Linked DNA regions of Mus musculus: region 2 is linked to region 1. The links are chromatin contacts, found by Hi-C or POLR2A ChIA-PET in ENCODE. All regions are on one chromosome and are shown on one strand. The core of a region is the stretch at or near the end of the contact, and the rest is flanking DNA. Distances in the headings are between cores, read along the strand shown.

What was found. Hi-C counts contacts between places; a loop is a spot of excess contacts on that map. ChIA-PET counts read pairs that join two places held with the same protein, here RNA polymerase II (POLR2A).
Region 2: a loop to region 1 is called in a map of T-helper 2 cell, with 2.1 times the contacts of the local background. The contact joins the promoter of Dpm1 here to the enhancer-like site in region 1. A Hi-C loop is called at or near these places in 3 of 37 maps with a recorded cell type or tissue (T-helper 2 cell, gastrocnemius and mouse trophoblast stem cell). POLR2A ChIA-PET finds 5 or more read pairs at or near these places in 4 of 5 experiments (Patski and embryonic stem cell).

Annotation. Positions count from the first base shown.
Region 1 is chr2:168,113,221-168,116,883 of GRCm38, reverse strand. No RefSeq gene overlaps it. Among named protein-coding and RNA genes, the nearest start is that of Gm46787, 30 kb to the left of the region's middle. Within about 2 kb of position 1,828, at least 1 of the 3 ENCODE cell types and tissues checked has a DNase peak (open chromatin) inside an H3K27ac peak, as active enhancers do.
Region 2 is chr2:168,228,543-168,231,820 of GRCm38, reverse strand. Dpm1 (dolichol-phosphate (beta-D) mannosyltransferase 1) reads left to right here and starts at 1,442. Exons shown (of 9, transcript NM_010072.4): 1 at 1,442-1,628. The coding sequence starts at 1,468. It overlaps Mocs3 (molybdenum cofactor synthesis 3), which reads right to left and starts at 1,199. Exons shown (of 1, transcript NM_001160330.1): 1 at 1-1,199. The coding sequence starts at 1,186. Gm20716 (predicted gene 20716) reads left to right here and starts at 1,442. Exons shown (of 12, transcript NR_132310.1): 1 at 1,442-1,628.

The DNA.
Region 1 (3,663 bases), core at 579-3,078:
CGAGTCTGAGGACCTGAAATAGACCCCCCATGACCCTTGAGTGGACGCAGAGAACTGACTCCTTGAGGTTGTCCTCTGAGCTCTATACACCTGTGCTGGCACATGTGGCCTACACACATGTACACACACACTAATTAGTAAACGTGACACACATAAAAATATAACATATTTGGGAAAGCTGTGGGGACGGGCAGGGTGGGGCAAAGATGGGATTCTGGGACTCTGGTGAAGTGAGTGGGCTAGACTTAGTGGCTCCCAAAAAGAAAGACAGGGGGTGCGGGGGGGGGCAAAGGGAGAGAGAGAGAGAGAGAGAGAGAGAGAGAATGAATATGAATGAATAGGTGATAAATTTGACACACCCAGGCTGGGAGGCTCACCCAAATTCTGCAGTGCCTGGGCCAAGGAGGAGGCCCTCCTTCCAATACAAACGGGGAAGCTCAAAGGGGAGAGGACCAGACCATAGTCTAGTTTTGAATTTCTAGCTGATGCCTTTTAAAATATTATGTTTATTTTTAAACGGGCTGGTCTTAGGGTTGGAAATAAATACCCACCACCCTGATCCTTCCCTGCTGTGTGTGTGAGTTCATCTTCTATCTGACAACCCTCCAGAGCAATCTAAACTGGCTCCATCTGGCTTTTGCGTGCCCTGGGGCTGCTGGCTCCCCACTTCTGGAAGTGTGACTGATTTTCCACATCCATCCAGACTCTCCAGCTCTCTGCCCAGCATCTTCTGGGAAATTCTTGGCAGTGCCTTGGGTACCAGGCACTTAGAAAGGGAATCCACTGAGACCACACATGGCCATCCATCCATCCATCCATTCATCCATCATAGCTATGACATGTCTAGTTCTGAGTTCTTTCACGAGTCACCCCCACCCCCACCCCCCTCTAGCAAGCCTGCCAGGGCTGGGAACTGCTGGAAGAGCCCAGGCTGGCCTTGGTTGGCCAGCAGCACTGAGTGGCAAAAGCCACTGGGTGGACAACCAGAAGAAAGGCTAGGGGAGGTGAGCGAGGGCTGAGGCTTGGCAGGGTGTCCCATGGTCACCAGGCGCTGCCTATACTGCGTTGGTTCAGCTGTAGCCTGGCCATGAGGCCTAGGAAAGGCGGGAACTGGATTGAAGTTTCATTCAGCAAGGTGGTAATTTGGGGGTGAGAGAGGAAGTTGGGGAGAGTGCACTAAAGGTTTGGATATCTGGAAGGCCAGTTTCTTTGAAGTTCGTTATAACCAAACTTTAAGAGTACTTTTGGGAGGGAGAGGCGGGAGGATCAAGGTTTGAGGTGATTCCCTGGTACCTGTATGTTTGAAGTTAGCCCGGGCTAGGCTTAGGGAAATTGTCAATTTCTGGAGAAGTTGTCACACTCTAAAGGATCTGGGAAGCCAGAAATCACTGTGTTTCTGGAATCCCGTGTCCCAACCCACTTTTTGAACTGGGGACCCAGGAGAAATGGGGAGCTGTCCTGCCCTTTTTCTACCAAGTCAGTCACTAATTGGTTTTGACACACCCCCACTCAGGGCTTCACCTGGTGAAGGTCCTAAGCCAAGGACCCTGCCCAAGGCCGCAGGAAAGATTTTAAACAAAGAGCTGAATTCGCACAGGGTCTAGCCTCTTAGAGGACTCAAGGCTATGGTCCCCAGGTTCTACCCCAAGTGGTCCTGGAAAGGCCTGGAATGCGCTGCTAGCCAGAGGCCTGGAATGCAGCCTGCAGAGGCCGCACCCTGCCCAAACCAGTTTGAACCAGCTGCGGGAAGAAGCCAGTCCAGTCCCTTGGAGCTCCCTCTGGCGCCCAAGCTGTCTTAGAACTGCAGCCGGTTTTAGACTAGGTCTCTGTGGGTGGGGGCGGGGCCCCAGCAAGGCCTGGAGATGGGAGTGGGGGTGGGGTGGTGATAAGTGGGGTGTGTGTAGGGGGGAGTTGGGGGTGCCTGCCCAGCCTCTGCCCAGCGTGGAGACTCCCGGGAACCCTGAGCTGGGCCCCAGGTCACGTCCTTCCATTCCCGCATCTTTGGGCTTCACCTCATGGCACACAGTGGTCGATCTGCCTTTCAGCATCCAGGCCTAAGCCCTGCCTGCGGTGGTGCAGGACAGTTATGCCCCCGGTTTAGGTGGAGGCAGGAGAATCGGAGATTCAAGGACGTTCTAGGGTACATATCAAGTTTGAGGCCTTGATACATATATGATCCTATTTCAAAGAGAGGAGAAACACACAAATTGTGAACACAGTGAAAATTCTTTTTTTATGTGTGTATTTAAACTTTCATTGGATTTACGTATTGTTGGGGGAGGGGAGGAGTGTGTGTGTGTACGTACACGTGTGAAAATCAGGACATTTTTGTGTGGGGAGGGTGTCCATTCTCTCCTTCCATCATGTAATTCCCAGGAATTGTTGGCTACAGACCTTGTTCAGGTGGAATCCTGACACTGTGAGTTAGTTGCTGTGGGATGTGGCCTTAGCTTTGAGTTTTGGATGACACTGGAGTTAGTCCCTTGTGCCAGGTTCTGGGCTTGCTCAGCTGTGGCACTTCTAGGCTCTGCAAGTGTCATCACGTTGGTGGCCCAAGTGTGTGTCACTGTGTGCCGGGCACTATTCCCAGATTGCTGGGTTCCCATCACACCAGCGTGAACATCAGCCCTGCAATGTCTCCATTGAATGGAGGTGGAAACAGGCCTGGAGAGATTGAGCATTGTGGTCATCTTCATAGCTAATCAGTGAGAGTGTGTAGAAGCCAGGAATGGTGGCACACACATTTAAACCCAGCACTCAGGGGGCAGAGGCAGGTGGATTTCTGTAAGTTTGGGGCTAGCCTTGTCTACAAAGCAAGTCCAGGATAGTCAGGAGTATATAGAGAAACCTTGTTTGGGGAAAGAAAAGGAAACAAGAAAAGAAAAGATCATATAGAGGATGGGCAGTTAACTGCAAGGGCTCCATGCAGCCACAGGGAGGAGGGACGACATCACCAAAGGGTCCCCTCCCCCACAGGCTCATGAACACTTTGTTCTCCAGTTGGTGGCACTGTGGTGGGAGCTATGGAACCTTTAGGAGGCACAGCCCTGCTGGAGGAAGTTTATCAGTTGGCGTGGATTTTGAGGGGTACAGTCTCACCCCGCTTCCAGTTTGCTCTTCCTGTTTCCTGTGTGCAGTTGAGACTCGATCTCTAAGCTCTGGCCTCCTATGGCCACTGCGACCCACCCTCTGGAAGAAAGGCAAACCCTTCCCTCTTCCTTAAGTGGCTTTGGTCATGGTGTTTTACCACAGCAACAGAAAAGTATCCCACATACCAGGCTGAGGCAGTTTAGTGACTCAGCAGCTGGTTTGGGGGTGCCTAGGTGCCTACTTGAAACCCTAGTAAACTCATTGCCTAAGCTGGACATAGGCAGAATGGCGGCTCTGGCTGGCTGACGGTGGTGCCCTGTCTGGAGTGAACAGGAATTTATTCGTTTCTCTCCAGGCAAATTCACACAGCCGGGCCCTTGATGGCTATCACACATGCTCACCGGGTGCCGGTCACAGGGTGAGCCGGCACGTGCCCATACCACATGGATAGTTTTTCTGAACAAAACATGAATAGCTCTCCTGTGTTGAGCTCAGTGAGGCCCCAGGAAGACCCGAGATCAAGGCTGGTGAGACCTCATAGGGTACTCTGAGGACTTGAACTGCTTACCCACA
Region 2 (3,278 bases), core at 193-2,692, 120 kb before region 1:
CTTTCCGGAGGGCAGCCCCTAAGAGTTTCAGGCTGTCCGCATCCCTGCGTTCCAACTGACTCAAAGGGATGTGGAGAGAGTGCGGCAGGCGACAGATGTCCACCTCTACTTGAGGCCGGACGTCCAGCAACACATGGGGCGCCCCGGAATCCAGAAGCCGCTTGTAGTCGGTCACAGAAATCCGCTCCTCGGGGCACAGCAGCTTCAGGGCGCGGCACTTGTCGGTGGCCGAGGAGCCGCAGAAGGCCTCGTAGTCCTGCAGGCGGGTCACGGTGGGCTGCTGCCCGCACACGACGCAGTCAGGCCGGCGGCGCCGCAGCCGGATCCGGCGGAAGTGGCCCCCGAGGCCGTCGAAGAGCAGCATGCTGCCGCTGTAGGAGGAGCCGAGGCCGGCGGCGATCTTGAGCACCTCGAGGGCCTGCGCGCAGCCTAGCACGCCGGGCACCGCTCCGAGCACGCCGCCGTCTGCACAGTTGGTCACTGTCTCCGGCGGGGGCGGCCGCGGGAACACGCAGCGGTAGCACGGCCCGCCGTCGTGGTGGTAGACGGTCATCTGGCCCTCGAAGCGCAGCGCGCTGGCCGACACTAGCGGCCGGCCGGCCAGCACGCACGCGTCGTTCACCAGGTAGCGCGTGGGCACGTTGTCGCAGCAGTCTGCCACCACGTCGTAGCCGCGGACCAGGTCGAGCGCCCAGTCCTCGGCGAGCGCGCGCGGGTACGCCACGCACTCCACCGCCGAGTTGAGACGGCGCAGCGCCGCGGCCGCCGAGCGAGCCTTGCTCTCGCCGGCCTGCGCCTCCCCGTGCAGGACCTGGCGGGCCAGGTTGCTCGTCTCCACCACGTCGTGGTCCACCAGCCCCAGCCTGCCTACGCCGGCCGCCGCCAGGTACTGCGCCAGCGGGCAGCCCAGCCCGCCGCAGCCCACCACGAGCACCGCCGCCGCCGCCAGGCGCAGCTGCCCGCGCACGCCCAGCTCCGGCAGCAGTAGCTGGCGGCTGTAGCGGAGGATCTCGTCCCGCGACAGCGCGGCCCGGGGCGCCAGCGGCGGCGGCGGGACCCGGAGCGGACGCTCGGGCTCCGGCTCGGCTGTCAGGGCCGCGGCCAGCCTCCGCTTGAGCGAAGCTAGCTCTTCCTCCCGCCGGGTGATTTCAGCCTGTAAGGCAGCTACGTCCTCCGGGGCAGCCATGACAGCCTCTTCCGGAAAGAGCCGGGAAGGGACTTCCGTTTCCGGTTGCCTGTCTCTTAGCGACTGGAAAACGAAGACGCTTCCTGGCCCTTGAAAGTGAAACGAATGGGTTTTTATCCGGGGAAGCCGTCACGATTGGCTTGAAACGGTCACCATATCTGGAAGTTTCCCGGGGACCACACTGGGACGTCGGAGCGCCGAGCCTCCCCCATGCTCCGAGATTTGGTACGGCCCGTGTCGGATGACGTAAGTCCGCTTCCGGCGCCTCTCGCAGAGCCGTCATGGCTTCCACGGGGGCGAGTCGCAGTCTTGCTGCGTCTCCGCGGCCGCCGCAGGGCCGCTCCTCGCGACAGGACAAGTACTCGGTGCTGTTGCCCACCTACAACGAACGGGAGAACCTGCCGCTCATCGTGTGGCTGCTGGTGAAGAGCTTCTCCGAGAGGTAGAAGGGGCTTCTCGCGCGGGGGCCGGGAGCCGGCCGCGGGCTGCAGGTCGGCGGTTGGCTGCGCGAGGAGACCCCCGGAGGCCCGGTCTCCGCTCCCTCCCGAGCCTGCTCGCGGCTTTCCCCAGCGGGGAGAACCGAGGAGCACAGCCCCGCGTCTTTCTCCTTCCTGCTCAGGTCTCTAGCGAGTCCGGTGTCTATCTGTTGACAGATCGCGCTGGCCTGCGTCCCCGGCCTGTTCTCTCTAAAGGGCTAACTTAACTTCTTTTTGACTTCGGGGCGAGGAGGTATGACCTCATACCTCTGGGCGGTCAGGATCCGCCGCCGGAGCCGGGAGTCCCGAGCCAGCGTTCTCCCCATCGCCTTGGGGCCGAGCGCTTACGTAAGCTTGTTGTTTGCGCTGTCAGAGAACTGCTGATGAGCTGGCAGGGAGCGAGCATCTTCGCCGAGTTTGATTAGGAACCCGGGCTTATTTGTGTGTTGTTTTGAAAAACACGGGGCCTTTCGCTTTGTTAGGCAGAGCCCTAGCTCTTAGGAACAAGAATTTTGATAGTGAAAGTGTTACGCATTTAAGAAAAAAAAAAAAAGGTCTCCGAACTAAACAGTAAATAAAATGCCTCCTGATGGCAGTGGCAGGACGGAGTCAGTACTTTACGGCCAGATGAGTGTCATGCTGTGATGATCATGGGCGATCTTTTACTGTCAACCTACAGAACGGGATTTTGCAGGAGTAGGATGGCGTAGCAGTGCGCTGTTTTAGACAGTGCGTCAGAAGAACACAGATTGTTTCCAGAGCTTTTTGTTTGTTGGTTGGCTTTTGCTTCTCAAACGACAATGAGGACGCTGTGCCCATATTTTCTAATAGCAAGAAAAAAATACTTGATCCCAAGCTATGCACTACAAGGGATACGTTTGCAAACGAGTTGTACCAAGTCCGAGGGCAGCTAGGGCTATATTAGCAGCCTCTGTCTCAGAAAAACAAAATACTTGGTACATAGTTCCTCTTTCTAGAAAGCACAACCTTACCGTACTGATTTGTAAAAGCCTTAGTCTGCATGGTTTGATTGGTTGAGGCAAGGTCAAAACTATGTAGCCCTGACTGGCCTGGAATTCAGATGCTGGTCTCTGCCTTCCAGGTGCTGAGATTAAAGGCGTGCACCACCACCACCACCACCCGGTTTAGGATTGCTGTTTTGGTTGCATCTGAATAAAAATCAGTTTCTATATGGTGGCCCTGTGATGTGTGGTGCGAGCATCCTTTTTCTTTATGTTTTATTTTTATTTTTTTAAGATTTATTTATTTTGTGTGAGCACACTGTAGTTCTCTTCAGACACACCAGAAGAGGACACCAGATCCCATTACAAATGGCTGTGAGCCACCATGTGGTTGCTGGGAATTGAACGCAGGACCTCTAGAAGAGCAGTTAGTGCTCTGAGCCATCTCTCCAGCCCAGGTTTTATCTTTAAATTGGCTCTGCCAGATTTTTCCAGATGTTTTAATGAGCTCTAGTTTTATATGCTAGTGTCTCTGCTCTGTTTAATTTATGAGTCCAACACCCCCGTCCCTAACCTTGGCACTCTACTTCCTTGCTCCCTCTCACGCTTTGTAACCAGGCTGGTCTGGAACACCCCAGCCTCCATCCTCAGCCT